Regions from separate parts of the Homo sapiens genome. Here region 1 is linked to region 2. Evidence: chromatin contacts called from ENCODE POLR2A ChIA-PET data. All regions are on one chromosome and are shown on one strand. The core of a region is the stretch at or near the end of the contact, and the rest is flanking DNA. Distances in the headings are between cores, read along the strand shown.

Region 1 (4,857 bases), core at 1,500-3,999, 4.3 Mb after region 2:
TGGTTTAAACTAACCAATATTTACCCTCCTATCGTGAGAGAAGTCAGACTTAAAGCAAATGGTCTCCCATTACTTCAACAACTCACAATTCTGTGTATACATGGAAGGAGCAGAAATAGGGGAGAGCAATGTCTATCACAAGTACCTAAAAAATAAATGTTTTGGGTGCACAATTACAAAAAGAAAAAAAAATCAAAAAAAGAAAATGTAAGTTTAAAATAATCTCAGAGGAAAAATAAAATAGAAATTACCTTAAAATGTCAATAAATAAATATATTGCATTTTATATTGTCATTGGAAATTATGTTAAGGGAAAACTGGTGCAGCTAAAAAGAAATTTTTTTTTGAAAAAATATCTTACAACAGCTAAATTAGGAGAAATGAGAGCTATATAAATTATCACAATTTAGTTAATATTCTTCTATCCTGCCTGTTAAAATGGGCCTCCAATTGACATTTAAAAAATATGCTTAATTAGATTCACAGATTAAACTTTTCTACTGCAGTTAATTTAACTACTTTCTAGGTAGATTTTATATATATATATGTATATATATGTGTATATATATGTATATATATGTGTATATATATGTATATATATGTGTATATATGTATATATGTGTGTATATATATGTATATGTGTGTGTATATATATGTATATGTGTGTATATATATGTGTATATATATGTGTATATATGTGTATATATATATGTGTATATATATGTGTATATATGTGTATATATATATGTGTATATATGTGTATATATATATACACACACACACATATACATATGTGTGTATATCCGTGCATGTATATGCATATATATGTATGTGTACTTATACACTTTTATGAAGAACTGATCCTGGTTCTATAGAAGGGGAGAAGCAGAGTCCAATATAGATTGATTTTGTTTATAAAAAGAATTTTTTACAAGATGTCTTTTATACACACCTGTGAAATATTTGTTGCTCTGTAGATGAATGTGTTGGCACTCTGCCCCACAGAGTTTTATATATTTTACAACTAAAATGTCTTCCTAATTTTTTTCATTAGATAAAACGTTTCCATGCTATAACAACAACAACAAAATTGTCAGGGGTCTAACTGTGCTTCTCCATCCCCGCTCCTAAAGCCTATATTTTGGGAGCAGAAATTTAAAAAATGAGTGCCTCCTTCCCGATGTCAGAGCAAAAGCCAGATATCTCAGAGAGCAACTCCCCACAAGGGTGAGGATGTGGTTCACTGTGTGTACAGTGCATCAAGGCAATTTCTGTGCTGTTTGCTTTCTTCCCAAACCCCGTCTCTCTCTGCTCCTCAATCTAGATACTCATGCCCCCCAGAATTAGAAAACACTCTGCTTTCCAGCAGTCTCTCCACCATCACATATGGGCACACTCTCATGTGTGCTTAAAACTTTTCAGCCTGATATACATTTTCTATGGACTGAGGCTGCCTTCCATAGACTTGATAGCTACCTAGGCATCAGGACTAAGAAGATACACATAACCATGGTATGATGTAAAAGAAGAATAATCCAAGCACCCTTTCATTATTATTTAATAAGCATTTATTATCTGCCAGGAACTATGGATAAAGATATTAAGAACAGGTGTTCTTAATTAGCCAGGCATGGTGGCATGTGCCTGTAATCCCAGCTACTCGGGAGGCTGAGGTGGGAGAATTGCTTGAACCTGGAGGCAGAAGTGGCAGGGAGCGGAGATCGTGCCACTGCACTCTAGCTTGGGCAACTCCGTCTCAAAATAAATAAATAAATAAATAAATAAAGTGGTCTTTATACTCAAGGAGCATTTGGCTAGAGAGAAAGAGAGAAAATGATAAAAATAATTAAGTACAGGAAGATAATGAGGTGTCATGAAAGATGTACAATGTATAAGTAGGCCACCAAGGAGGAATTCTCTCTGAGGACTTCAGAAAAAAAGATCAAGGGATGATATTTTGTTCATTAATGATACAGGTTTACTATATCCCATCATTGCAAAACGAATGCACTCTATTAACGAAATCATAACTCCACATCTCTAAATAATCACCAAATAGACATAATGCTGGATTTACTCAGTCCTGCTTGGTTGCATAAGTTTGAAATTCACCTTCTTTCAAAGCAGTGTTTTTAGTCACTAATTTCACAATCTGTTAATAGTTTATCTGAAAGATAATAATGTTCTGCAATTGTTATTAATGAAAAGAGTTTTCTGTCACTGTTGAACAAGGAGTGATGACCCAAACCCAGGTTCAGTACACGCATGAGGTAGTCCACTGAGATCCATAGAAGGCTTTCATGAAATAGACTTGGAATCTGTACATTTTGCCAAGAGGCAATGAATTGAAAGGTATGTCGTTTAAAGTCCTATTTACTCTGCAGGCACCTTTTTGACTCACTGCTAAAAGTACCCATAAAAACTCCTCTTGAGCTAAAACAGTTTAAGTTGTCAACTGCACTAAGGAGGCCATAATCCATGGATCATGATCCAAACAGATAGTGAGAGCTCAGCCTGTCATATTGAAGCTTAGTAAGAAAATTTTGATTGTAGCTTGGTGAACTGATTAATGAACTAAAAAAAAATTCTTCTGAATTCTTAAAGGGGCTTCTCGTACTCTGAAAAGATTGATTCAGTCAATAATTTTCAATATTTACCCCAGCTTCTCATAAATATTTCTTAGCACTGTTCTTATCTAGACTAAAAACGAAACTAGTTCTTCCAGGCACCCAAAGCCACAAAGCTTCAGCTGTAGAAGGTCCAATTCAGTCATTCATTACCAGGCGCACATATAATGTGGTTAATCCGTCCTAATTGAAGGTTTTTTACTGCTTTTGCTTTTTCTGCAAACTTCCGTAGACTCATCAGCATGGTCCTGAATGAAATGTATTTCTCCACATTGATATCTCTCACTCGTACTTGCGATATGCGACAGGTGGCAAATAATTTACAAAATGCAAAGAGATCTGTTGCCTAGTAAACAATGCCTGGGACTTTAACTTACTCATTTCCTAGTGTTGGGGATGTAGATTTGAGAAGTAATTACACACAAAAAAATTCTGCTTCAGTTGAGAGGGTTCCAGTAATATCTGAGTAAGTCACAAGTGACCACATCAATATAGAGCTCAATGTGTTATTTAAGAAATAGTACAACTGAGAGGCCGGGCGCGGTGGCTCACGCCTATAATCCCAGCACTTTGGGAGGCAGAGGCGGGCGGATCTCAAGGTCAGGAGATCGAGACCATCCTGGCTAACACGGCGAAACCCCGTCTCTACTAAAAATACAAAAAAAAAAAAAAAAAAAAAAAATTAGCAGGGCTTGGCGGCGTGCGTCTGTAGTCCCAGCTACTCCGGAGGCTGAGGCAGGAGAATGGCGTGAATCCGGGAGGCGGAGCTTGCAGTGAGCCGAGATCGCGCCACTGCACTCCAGCCTGGGCAACAGAGTGAGATTCTGTCTCAAAAAGAAAGAAAGAAAGAAATAGTACACTTGAGAACTGAAGATGTTTCCTAAAGGAGAACTTTGCTCATTTCTAAGCCATCCATCACATAACTCATATGAGACTCATATGGTGTGCCTGGAGTATAATAGACCCTAGTAAAAAAATGACCTGCAGAACTATTCCAATTAGATCCTGTTGGCCCTTGAATCATTAATTCACTCAGCAAGTTTACATTCATTGAAGATTGGCTACATAATTTTGGGGGGCTCAATTCAAAATGAAAATTCAGGGTCCTTTTAAAAAAGTATTAAGAAATTCAGAACAATGGCATCTGAGCATTAAAGCAAGAGTGTGCCCTTCTAAGTGCAGGATCCTGTGTAATTAATTACACAAGTCCCACTCAGAAACCCAGTCTTATATTCATTACCTATTGTGCATTGTGTTGAACAATGCATGGAACAAAAACATGAATAAGAAATAGTCAATGGCCAAGCATGGTGGCTCACACCTGTAATTCCAACATTTTGGGAGGCTGAGGCAGAAGGATCACCTGAGCCCAGGAGTTTGAGACCAGCCTGGGCAACATGGTGAGACCCCATTTCAACAAAAGATGAATAAGTTATCTTTATTAACAAAAATAAACATTTAAAAAATTAAAAATAAATAGATCTTGCCTCCAAGCAGTTTACAATCTAGGATCATACCTAAAATCTGTAAGTGTTGTTAATTACATTAAAAATATTCATTACTCAGGTTAGAAGAAGAAATGAAGGAGTATATCCACTTTGGCTACCTGGGAAGTGTATTCTCTCTATGGGCAATTCCCTCACACTATGTAATGGACACACTTGTGTTTTTTATAAACTTCAGTGCATTTGAAAATGCTGTTCTTTATGACTGAACTGATTTCCATCGAATCTTTGCTTGGCTAATCCTGCCCATGCTTCAGGTCTCACAGTTTTACCAACTGAGAGATTGAATTAGATCGCCAGTTTCACTCTCATAACTCTCCAGATCTTGCCTTCCAAGTGTCTATCATAAGTTTTTAGTTTTATATTTAAGTTGGTGTTTTTTGTTTTTTGTTTTGTTTTGTTTTGAGATGGAGCCTCACTCTGTTGCCCAGGCTGGAGTGCAGTGGCGATCTCAGCTCACTGCAGCCTCCGCCTCCTGGGTTCAAGTGATTCTCCTGTCTCAGCCTCCTGAGTAGCTGAGACTACAGGCACCCGCCACCACGCCCAGCTAATTTTTTGTATTTTTAGTAGAGACAGGGTTTCACCGTGTTAGCCAGGATGGTCTCGATCTCCTGATCTGGTAATCCACCCACCTCGGCCTCCCAAAGTGCTGGGATTACAGGCGTGCGCCACTGTGCCCGGCCGGTGTTTTGTTTTCATTTACTAAAAACTCCATGAATGCAGGG
Region 2 (5,172 bases), core at 2,570-5,069:
TTCTTTATAAGCCATATCACTTAAAGTAGCCATTAATTACCTTCTGTCTTAAGCTGTTTGCTAATTGTTGTGGGCATAAAATTTCTGTCCTCGACAAAACTGTAAGTCTTGTGAAGAGAAACTATAAATTATACTTTTATATTCCCTTTAATGCTCAGAATACTACTGGGAACATATAACATATGGCTAATTGATTAAAAAATAATTGCTACTTCAGTTATATTATTCCATTTCAATTTTGCTTCATAAATATTTAGTTTAGTTTTTGTTTTTTTGTTTTTTTTTTGAGATGGAATCTTGCTCTGTCGCCCAGGCTGGAATGCAGTGGCACAATCTCGGCTCACTGCAACCTCCACCTCCCGAGTTCAAGCAATTCTCCTAACTCAGCCTCCCGAGTAGCTGGGATTACAGGCATGCACCACCACACCACGCTAATTTTTGTATTTTTAATAGAGACAGGGTTTCGCAATGTTGGCCAGGCTGGTCTCGAGCTCCTGACCTCAGATGATCCATCCACCTCAGCTTCCCAAAGTGCTGGGATTACAAGTGTGAGCCAACACACCCAGCCTAGATTCTTAAAGGTAATGAGAGTTGATAAACCCATCCTTTTTCCACTTCCCTTATATAATAACAAAGTTCATTGAAAAAAGGAGCTTTTATTGATGTGGTGGACATTTACTGTCCATTCCATATTCTTAATCACAGGAAAGCCATCTTTCTCTTACCCATGTGTGGATGGTATTTTCTCCCCCTACCTGATTCCTGGAAATGACATAGATAGATCCAAATCATGGACAATCATTTTTTGACCTCAATTATTTCTTTAATTTGTATTTTTAATTAAAAATAATATTGTATGTATTTGTGTTCATGGACAATCATCTCTTGACCTCAATTATTTCTTTAATTTTTATTTTTAATTTAAAACAATATTGTATATATTTGGGTGGTATAATGTGATGTTTTATTATATTATACATTGTGGAATGATAATATCAAGCTAATTAAAACATCCATCCCCTTATGTACTTTAAAATATTTATTATTTATTTATGTATTATTTTAAAGATGGGGGTTTCCCACTCTGTTGCCCAGGCTGGAGTGCAATGGCACAGTCATGCCCACTGCAAACTCAGAATCCTGGGCTCAGCCTCCGGAGTAGCTGGGATTACACATGTGAGCCACTGCACCTGGCAAAAAGCTACTCTTTTAGCAATTTTGATTTTTCTTTTTCTTTACCATTCTTAGCAGATAAGAATGAAGCCATTCCAAAGTGTAGAAACAAGAGAGAAAAAGAAAAAAATTAAATCCTAACAATACCATTTGAATCCCAGGATCTAGTCACCCCCGAAGTCTGAATATTTCAATGAAGCAATAAATTTCCTTTTGACAACTAATTCCCATTTGACAATTTACGGTTTAACATAGCCTGACAGAATGAAAACAATATTGTCCTCAGAGATGAAAACCTACTCTAGCTTTGGTCCTTCTGTTTTCTTGGTATGTGACTTTAGACCAACCCATTGAAGTGTGTATTGTCAACTTGGCACTTCTACTCCTATGCAAGGATGGGAATTACATTTTCCAGAATCCCTTTCCCTGCATGGTTCTGAGTTAGAGTTGCCCAAGAAAGGAATTTACGTGAGATTTGGAAGATAGAAGTGAGGAAGCCATTACTCTTGGAAGGCCATGGTAGTCAGATGCTTTAAGGGACAGATACAAAAGTCCCCAGTGAGCCCCAGTTCATCATTGCTCTACTGTTGCTCCATGTCCAGCATGTCTTTCTGATTTCGGGCCCTGCCAACTCACCATGCCCTCAGGCGCAACATTACAGGCTTGGCTGTGAGATTATAGGTATGTCAGGGCTTAGAACAAAATACTGAAATTATCTGACTTACCTCACCTGAAAGTAGGTAATAAGACCCTCATTCCAGAGATGTCCTGTCCTGTCCCAGAGGCCAAAAAGGATCTAAACAGATAGACCTTGCTGGGCACCCCCTACACACACTAATTTATTACCATTAGATCATACACTTTTTGTCCAATCATGCTTTTACATAACTGTCTATTCTTCATTGAACCTAAGCGTAAAGATACAGTTTTCCTCTGGTCTTTGTGTCTTCATTTCTGAAGGATTCCATGTCACATAAAACTTCAAAAAGGTTCATACGTCAAATAAAACTTTGATAAATAAATTTGTTATGTTTTTCCTCTTGTTAATCTGTCTTTTGTTATAGGGGTGTCAGCCATGACCCTAGTAATGGGTGAAGAAAAGGTATTACTTTTTCTCCCCTGCAGAAGCAACATGTTCTCCAGAGAGGATAGTTTCCACAGACACCTCCATACATCATAGTGCAACTTTGCTATCAGATGAGCACAGTTTCTCATATTTTCCTACAAGCACTTACTTGTTCTCCTGGGCCACTGCTTCTTGTAAATCTGGCATTGATTATATCTCTGATTCTCTACTCCCTTCTTCCAGACTTTCACTTAAACAGCTCCCACCAACATTCATAGAAGATCTAATTCTTATACTAAATTTCTTATTGCCAAAGTACTTGCATTAGTTTTGTTTTCTTTATGGACCTCAACTTATAAGACCAGTTATTTACTCTCTTAAGCCCTATCCTCCTTGCCTATAAAAAATGAGTTGTCCTGCTTGATACACACAGCTGTAATGAGAATCTGGTGATAATGGGTCTGGTGTGTAAAGTGTAAATGGATGACCTTTTTGGAGCCTGAATGTTGGTCCTCTAGAGCAAATGCCTTTGCTTTAGCATGCAGGACATTACTACTTTTTTTTCTTATATAAGTAAACCCTCAAAAGTAAAAAAAAGGGTTTCTAACCTAAAGAAAATGAGTGTACATATGCTTTAGAAGTAAAAAACTAAAAGGCAAGTTCAGTTGAAATTTTATTTCAAGAATGTGCCTATTTCTTGATCCTTTAATTTTCTTTCTTCTTTTCATTCCTAGAGACAATATTGAAGTTTCATCATTAATCACTGATTCACCTTAAAATATAGCTTTTCCCTCATTATTACCGAGGAGATCTCACAACTTCACCTTCTTCCATTTCAAATCATTTTGACTCCAAGCCTATTTCTTTGCATGAAAGATAAAAAATAATGAATTGTCAAAACTTCAGTCAGATGGGATTCAATCTTGTTTTTATCTACACAAAGCTTCTCTATATAGTTACTTGAAGATTACACACACACACACACACACACAGACACACACACACACATATATATTTAAAGCTACTAACCAGTTTTATGTCTTAAAAGAACTCTATCATTAGGGCAGAAATATTAAACTGAACAGAAATGTTATGGAGAAAAATACATTTTAACTTGAGCTTTTGCTCGGTATAGAGAATTACTGTCCTGATTGTTCTGATGCAAGCACCTCTTTTTGTTTGTAATAAAGTATATAATGGGTATTCTACAGTGAATGCATCCTTCCTACACAGTGATTTCCATCAATGTATAATTAAAAGTGGATTTCCTTTTCCTTTTTGGATGGTGGGAGGGAGGGGCTGGTAAACCTGGTTAAAGAAGGGAGAACAAAGAGAACTTTCATGAGTTCCTCTGCAAACAGTCTATCAGTTACAATTCGTAGTGTTCGAATAGCAGCACTATTCTAAAGAAGTTCTGGAATTAAAAAAAAAAAAAGTCAAGCAGGGAGTCCGAGGAAAATTCAGCCCGCATGCCAACTAAGGGAAAGAAAGAAAAAGGCAGGGGGGGAAACCCTATCTTTTGTTGTAAAAAGAACTAATGAAGCTGCTGTTAAAACTGTCCACAGTGACACAACAAGGGTGTACACCCACACACATTGTTAAAATGCCAGTCATCCCTGGTAATGGGAAAAGGAAATGCTGTGATTTAAAGGAGGTGGTGGCACACACTGCTTTTAGAGTTTAACTTTGGAAATCTTAGTGAGGGCACACTTTGGCCAGTGTTGACTGCCAGAAGTTAGTACAAAGATGTGTAAAGTTGTCTACTTCTGTCTTAAAGAAGAGATGGACTAGTGGAGGGTAAAATCCCATTGTCATTATAAATTGCTAATTAAATAATTATCAATTAGTTGGGCAGACAGAACTCATTCCAGTGTATTCCTTAGAGAGCTGTCAATAAAGAAAAACTGTAATTTTGATTCTTTTCTTTTTACAATATTCTTGCCTAGAGGTGCTAAATAGAGGTAATATATGTTATGTTCTATGTTAGGTGTTTCACATAGGCTATAATGCATTATTGATCAAAGATGAATACCTATTATAGCCAGCAATCATTAATTTTTGTTATTCTAGTTGTATGGCATTATTTCAGTGTAATAACTAATCGGGCCATTTTTCAATGAACAACACAATATAGTATTTATTTTCCAGCAAAAAAAAAAATCCCAATACTACATTTTCTAAAATACTACAGAGAAAATATTTTAGGAAACAAAAATGTCAACCAGTATTTTTTTAAAAATCAAACTGTATCTGCATTCTTAATGGCAAAAGCGTTTTATTTAAAACTTTTAGTTATATACATTCACTAACATGATATTATAGATAATTTAAAAACAGCCAATCATTTTAAAAGTAATTAGGAGAAAGAAACATTCAGAAGTAAATAAATATATATAATGTATACACACATATACATATATTTATATATAATATATAAAGTAAATATACATAAATGTTTACATATTGTTATATTATATATTTACATAAAATATTATATATATTCATATATAATCTCTATTGTGAATTTAGGACTTTTGAGACTTAAAGATAAGTATTGATAAGATGCTTCAATTTTGCAAGTGTTAAAAGTTTTCAAAAGTGTTCGGTTTTCAGGGGATGAGATTTTTTTCTGAAACCCAGATCAGGGACTTGTGAATAAACAAAGCCCAAAGAATATAAAATCTGGAAAGATGGAAACTGAATTCCTAAGAAATCCAGTTGCATTTAAATATGAATGGGTTTGTTGCAGTCCTGTTATATATGTAGATCACTTCTGCCTTTGTAGAGAAATATGGAGCTCTGAACCTCTGCACTTGTCTTCTTTATTAACTATGAATTTGAAAAAGATTGCAAGTTTACTAACAACTTCAGAAAATTTGGTAGCATGTTATGGAAAACAAGTAGTAAGTACAATAAATTTATGTTAGTAGCTA

Evidence for each region. ChIA-PET counts read pairs that join two places held with the same protein, here RNA polymerase II (POLR2A).
Region 1: POLR2A ChIA-PET joins it to region 2 with 15 read pairs in A673. The contact joins two enhancer-like sites. POLR2A ChIA-PET finds 5 or more read pairs at or near these places in 2 of 52 experiments (A673 and H1).

Annotation. Positions count from the first base shown.
Region 1 is chr3:152,191,007-152,195,863 of GRCh38, forward strand. The region is part of intron 1 of LINC02917 (long intergenic non-protein coding RNA 2917); the gene reads right to left. The region is part of intron 1 of LOC101928166 (a long non-coding RNA gene); the gene reads right to left. Among named protein-coding and RNA genes, the nearest start is that of LINC02917, 12 kb to the right of the region's middle. Within about 2 kb of position 2,750, at least 7 of the 41 ENCODE cell types and tissues checked have a DNase peak (open chromatin) inside an H3K27ac peak, as active enhancers do.
Region 2 is chr3:147,926,797-147,931,968 of GRCh38, forward strand. No RefSeq gene overlaps it. Among named protein-coding and RNA genes, the nearest start is that of LINC02032, 150 kb to the right of the region's middle. Within about 2 kb of position 3,820, at least 2 of the 41 ENCODE cell types and tissues checked have a DNase peak (open chromatin) inside an H3K27ac peak, as active enhancers do.